2 separate regions of the Homo sapiens genome follow, and region 1 is linked to region 2. Evidence: chromatin loops called from intact Hi-C (ENCODE). Cell type or tissue: CD4-positive, alpha-beta T cell. All regions are shown on one strand. Links, peaks and the distances in the headings refer to the core of each region. The heading gives the core; the rest is flanking DNA.

Region 1 (2,911 bases), core at 143-2,642, 560 kb after region 2:
CAGAGTGCCTACCTTGCAGGGCTGCTGTATGGATTCAGAGTGATCATGCTGAGCCCTGGGCCTGGTCCCCACTAAGTGCTTCACACACATTATTGGTTCCCATGTCCCCAGCCCCAGCGGGACCCACCTGACAGTGTTCCCCCACTGCAGGATATGTCTTGTACATACTGCAGCTACATTTAATTCCCCCAGCATCACTGCAGAAGTCAGACAATTGCAGAGATTCGACTCCTACAAAAGAACAAGGTGAATCCCAGGTGGGACCTGGGTAGGAATTCACTGCATTACACAGAAACAGGACTTCGCATGGTACGGAGACCATATCCCCCCCTAGTGCTCCCAAGCTAGACACACAGCCAGGGGGTCATTGATTCAACTCACATGACCACAGTCTGCTCCAGGACCCAGGATCCTACCCAGGAGGGGGTTTGGGACTGCACACTACTCAGAGGTGAGAAAAGGGCCTCTTGTTTACTATGGCTTGGGGGAAAGACTGATGGAGATTTAGGGGACCCACATGTCCATCCCCCAAGCCACCCCTCGGCTGCCACTGCCTATGACAGCCGACATGTCCCAGAGTCTCTAGTCAGGGTGGAAGTCTCTTCATCAGGGATATAAGGTTCTCTGCCCAGTTGCTGAGGCCAAAGATTAAAGCATCTACCCCTGTCACCTGAGGCCTGGACCTTATCTCAAAGTCAAGGTAGCACCCACAGAGGGAGCAAGTAGTGGTCTGGGGGCTCTACCCCTAACCAGCTCTGGGCCCGTGGGCAAGTCCCTGCTCCTGTCTGGGGCTTGGAGAGGGGGGCATTCGATCAGGGCTTTTCAAACTGGCCTGGAAAGCTTCAGGCTCCTGTACCCCCACCTCCTCTGCTTCCACCCACTTTTATCTCTTAAATGTTGGGATTCTGGATAAGATTCTTCTAAAGGAGAAAAGCAGCAGAATGCAGAAGTTAAGTCACAAGCTCCAGAGGCAAAGAGACCTGGGTTCAAATGAGCAAGGTTGGGCAAGACACTTCACCTCATTGATCCTCAGTCTCCCCATCTGTAACAGAAATAATACTGGAACATACCCCCGTTTGGGTTGTTCCTAGTATTAGGGGAGATTGTGTATATAGAACTCTTGGTATTGTGTTTGCCACATGGTGAGTGCTCTATGGATGTAACCTACCATTATCATTATTTTGAAAAGCTGCCGAATTTTGTGAAGGTTTACAAACGTTTCCTTTGGTGGTCTCTGATCTCATCAATCCTAGCCTCCACCTTCAGCTCCCATCCCAGCCATCCTCCCCACTGCAGTGGCTGACTCTGGGTGCCATGAGGCCTCTGCATTGGGCCTGGGACTCCACTGCTTAGACCTGGTTGCTGGTCCCAGCTCTGTCACTGACCAGCTGGGTGGTCTTGGGTGAGTCATTTTACTTCTCCAGACCTCGGTCTTGTCATCTGTTAAGTGGGAATGATGTCACTGTATACCTTCTAGGGGTGTTGTAGGGATTAGTACAGCACCTGACACATAATAAATGCTCAATAATTGCTGTAACGATTACGTTTAGTTGGGGTAGGCCGTTTGGGTTTTATTTTTTTAATCAAGTTGTGGGGGGGTGGGCGCCCTCTAGTGGTGAAGCCCCACCTGGTGGGGGGTGCCTCAGCCTTTAGCCTGGGTGGGGAGGATAGTGAAGGAAGGACCTGTGGACTCACATATTAGACGGGGACCTTCTTGGAACCAGGGGTGTGTTCCAACCTAGGGCTACCACAGCCGACCCTGGGACCAGTGATCTGTACGCTGGCTTGGCAGGGAGGGCAGAGAAGGAAGCTCTGGCTTAGACCCCTGGGTAAACATCTCTGCAAAGAAGGAAGAGACAGTGGCCACCATAGAGAGAGAAGACAGGCATGAGAGGGTGCAGAGGCAGTTCTCATTCTCCCCTCTTCTATTGCTAGACACACCCTCACTACCATCCTCCCAGTCCATTTTACGGATGGAAAAACCGAGGCCCACAGAGGTAAAGGCGCTCTCCTGCGGTCACACAGGACATCCAAGGCAGAACGCATGCCAGCACCTGAGCTCCAGGTCCAGTGCTCTCTGCTCCACACTACAAGGTCAGCTTAGCCAAGCCAGGTGACGGGAAGCAGAGGACATTTCATTGAATCATACAGTGAAATTTCGAAGAAGGGGAAAAAAGCAGCAGGCGGAGTTCCCAGGGCTGGAGCCCTGCCCAGCTAGTCCCAGAGCTCAGGGAGGGTGGGAATGACGCAGCCTGGGCCCATAGCGGTCTCAGGAGCACCATTCGCCGGGAATCTGCAGGCAACGGCAGCCAGAAGGGCTGCAGAGGCTCTGGGAAGGACGGCTGAGCCGGCGGCGGCCCAGGCTGACTCCACAGGGACGCCAGGATTCCCTCCATCACAGAATCCAAGAGGACCCCCACCTATCCCCAACCCCCACACACACAAACACAGAGAATAGCCCAGGCCCAGCAGAGCGGACGGGCAACAGAAGCCTCCTCTGCAAGGAAGGGGTCAGCCTGGAGCAGAGAAATCCCCGCAGACCCATGAGAGGGGCGGCCACGAGCAGGAGTCCAGGCCCAGCTGTGGGCCGGGGCTGAGGCCGAGGGTTGGAGGCTGTGGACACGGCCAGCTCCCTTCCCTACTCAGACAGGCTCCCTTCCTGTCCTCCAACCTGGGAGGCCTTGCCTGCTATGTGTCCGAAAAGCTTTCTCACGAGTTATAGCTCAGCTGAGACTCACAATGCCTCTGTCGGATCATCCCAACCTACAGGCGAGGAAGCTGAGGCTCCATGCGAGGAAGGGGCTGCAGGCTTTCAGAGCCATTCCCACCCAGCATGACTGTCTGACATCACCCCCTTTGACATCCTGAGATCTGCAGCATTAGGCCAGGGGAAGGAGGGCATGGATCTGGT
Region 2 (2,911 bases), core at 202-2,701:
CAAGTACGCAGGTGCCTCCCAGGTCATACGGCAGCTCAGACTTCGGGTTTCTCTTTGGAAAGACATTATGCTTGGCTGAGAGAGAGCATGTCATGGGGCATGTTCTCTACAGACATTTAATATCATTCTCATTTAACAACAAACATTCATTGACCCCAAAAAGTTTTCACCTGTTAATGTACTGAATCCTTTCAACAATCGGAGGAAGACACCATCATTCCCATTTTATGTATTTATTATTTTTTTAGAGACAGGGTCTCCCTATCACCCAGGCTGGAGTGCAGTGGCATGATCATGGTTCACCGTAACCTCAAACTCTTGGGCTCAGATGATCCTCCCACTTTATCCTCCTGAGTAGCTAGGATTATAGGCATGAGCCACGGTGCCTGGCTTTTTTTTGTGGAGACAGGCGACAGGGCAGGGGGGATCACTATGTTGCCCAGGCTGGTCTCAAACTCCCGGCTTCAAGCAATCCTCCTGTCTCAGCCTCCCAAACAGCTGGAATTACAGGTGTGAGCCACCCCCCACCACACCAGGCTCATTCTCATTTTCTAGATGAGGAAATGGGCACTAGGCAAAGGGAAGGGTCAAGCCAGTTCTCAAAACACTGTAAGTGACGCCTATAAGGTTCAAACCTGGACCTTCTGCCAGAGGTGTTTCTGGCATACCTCCCGTGTCTCACTCAACTGCCACTTGAACTAATCAAGGGTCGTACAGATGCCTAGCCACTAGCCATCCCTGCCGTATTTAAAAGAATCTGTCTGCCATGCCTCTGAAACACGATTCAGGCTTTCTTAACTTTGGGTCCATAGACTCTTCCCACAATGGATCCATATGTAGAATTCAGGGTGTCTTGGTATCTGGATGGCAAAAGATTTGGTCTTTAGTTTTACTACAAACTGTAGTAGTATTAGCAGTAGCTGTGACTGTCACCAGTAGAAATCCCAGATATTTCATATCACATTGCAGCTGTGGTAGAGATCTCAAAATATTTTTATCACTTTGAAATTACAGTAGCTATTAGACCTATTACTAGATCTTGTTATTTAACGTGCATATGTGTATATACATCCATATATCACATTACATGGGCATATATATCACATACAAAATATATACAGGTTTTCCAGTATTTTGTTACCTGTATTCCATATGATTGGTTTCATTTGTAATCTATGTGCTTTATATTACACACTTGAAAATATTATTCTGAGAAGCCACCAGGCGCAGTGGCTCAAGCCTGTAATCCTAGCACTTTGGGAGGCCGAGTCGGGTGGATCACTTGAGGTCAGGAGTTTGAGACCAGCCTGACCAACATGGTGAAACCCCGTCTCTACTAAAAATACAAAAATTAGCCAGGCGTGGTGGCACACCTGTATTCCCAGCTACTCGGGAGGCTGAGGCATAAGAATGGCTGGAACCAGGAGGCAGAGGTTGCAGTGAGCCGAGATCGTGCCACTGCACTGAAGCCTGGGCGACAGAGCGAGACTGTCTCAAAAAATATGCATTATTCTGAGAAGGGATTCATATTCTTTGTGGAATGCCAAAGGAGTCCACGGCGCAAAAAATGATTTAGAACCCCTGTTTCTTCAGCCTTGAGTTGTCTCTGTCCCAGAAACCTTCTGACCAGCAGGGGGCAGGCCGCAGCCACAAGGTCAGTGCGGAGTTCACATTGATTACTGTCTGGGGGATACAAACAAATAAGCAGCCGGCCTGCCTGCCATTAAGGGCTAGAAAAATGATTGAGGTTCTAGTGAAAAATAATTCATGAAACTGACAAAACAACAGTGCATTAGAGGATTCTTAGGACTCGGGAAATGAGATCATTCCTCATTCGACACCTCTTAAGCACCATGTGCTGGAGATGCCGAGATGAGTAAGACACTGACACTGTCTCCTTGTCCTTGTAGGGAAACAGACCTGGAAAAGCAGAGTGTAAGTTCAGACTGACGTTGCCTGGGAGAATCAGGGAAGACTTCCCAGAGAAGGTGATGCTGAGTCTTGGAAGACAAACTAGTATGTGCCAGAACGTGTGCATTCAGAGACTGCGATATCGTTTAGGGTAAATGCTTTATGGGTCATGAGGCTGAAGAGATGGACAGGTCCAGACTAACATGCCAGGCTAAAACACTTATCTATCCCAAGGGCAGTCAGAAGAAGGGGAGTTTACTCAGGGGAAGGACAGTTGAAATCATGGCCTTAGCAATTCAAGAGACCAGCTGAAAAAGACTGAGATGAGGTTAAAAGAGTTTTTTGGCCACAGAGGTTTGAGGCTTTCAGAAGGAAAGGGAAGACTGCAGGCTCCATGAGGGGAGGAAGTAAGACTTTTTTTTTTTTTAATGGAATCAAGCTCTGTCGCCCAGGCTGGAGTGCAGTGGCGTGATCTTGGCTCACTACAACCTCCACCCCCCGGGTTCAAGCGATTCTCCTGTCTCAGCCTCCTGAGTAGCTGGAATTACAGGCATGCACCACCACCACGCCAGACTAATTTTTATATTTTTAGTAGAGACGGGGTTTCACCATGTTAGTCAGGCTGGTCTCGAACTCCTGACCTCATGATCCGCCTGCCTTGGCCTCCCAAAGTGCTGGGATTATAGGCGTGAGCTACTGTACCCGGCCGGAAGTAGGACTTTTTAGCTGACGCCTTGCTATGGTGTAAATGTCCCCTCCAAAACTCATTGAAATTTAATTGCCACTATAAGGATATTGAGAGGTGGAATCTTTAAGAGGTGATTAGGTCATGAGGGCTCTGCCCTCATGAATGGACTAATACCATTATTGCAGAAGTGAGTTAGTTATCATGGGAATGGATTCCTGATAAAAAGGATGAGTTGGCCCGACATGGTGTCTCACGTCTGTAATCCCAGCATTTTGGGAGGCTGAGGTGGGTGGATCGCCTGAAGTCAGGAGT

The links. Hi-C counts contacts between places; a loop is a spot of excess contacts. Peaks named below come from ENCODE experiments on the same cell type or tissue, not always from the same donor. Only the 100,000 strongest peaks of a DNase experiment are listed, where the experiment ranks them.
Region 1: a loop joins it to region 2, with 4 times the contacts of the local background. A loop is called at or near these places in 4 of 110 quality-filtered maps.

Annotation. Positions count from the first base shown.
Region 1 is chr5:171,483,306-171,486,216 of GRCh38, reverse strand. All of the region lies in intron 2 of LOC105377721 (a long non-coding RNA gene), which reads left to right. Among named protein-coding and RNA genes, the nearest start is that of FGF18, 65 kb to the right of the region's middle. In CD4-positive, alpha-beta T cell, for the core only: CTCF peaks have their summits at 1,424 and 1,623 (motif pointing left); a DNase peak (open chromatin) is centred at 1,636.
Region 2 is chr5:172,039,082-172,041,992 of GRCh38, reverse strand. No RefSeq gene overlaps it. Among named protein-coding and RNA genes, the nearest start is that of FBXW11, 34 kb to the right of the region's middle. In CD4-positive, alpha-beta T cell, for the core only: CTCF peaks have their summits at 1,432 and 1,633 (motif pointing right); a DNase peak (open chromatin) is centred at 1,642.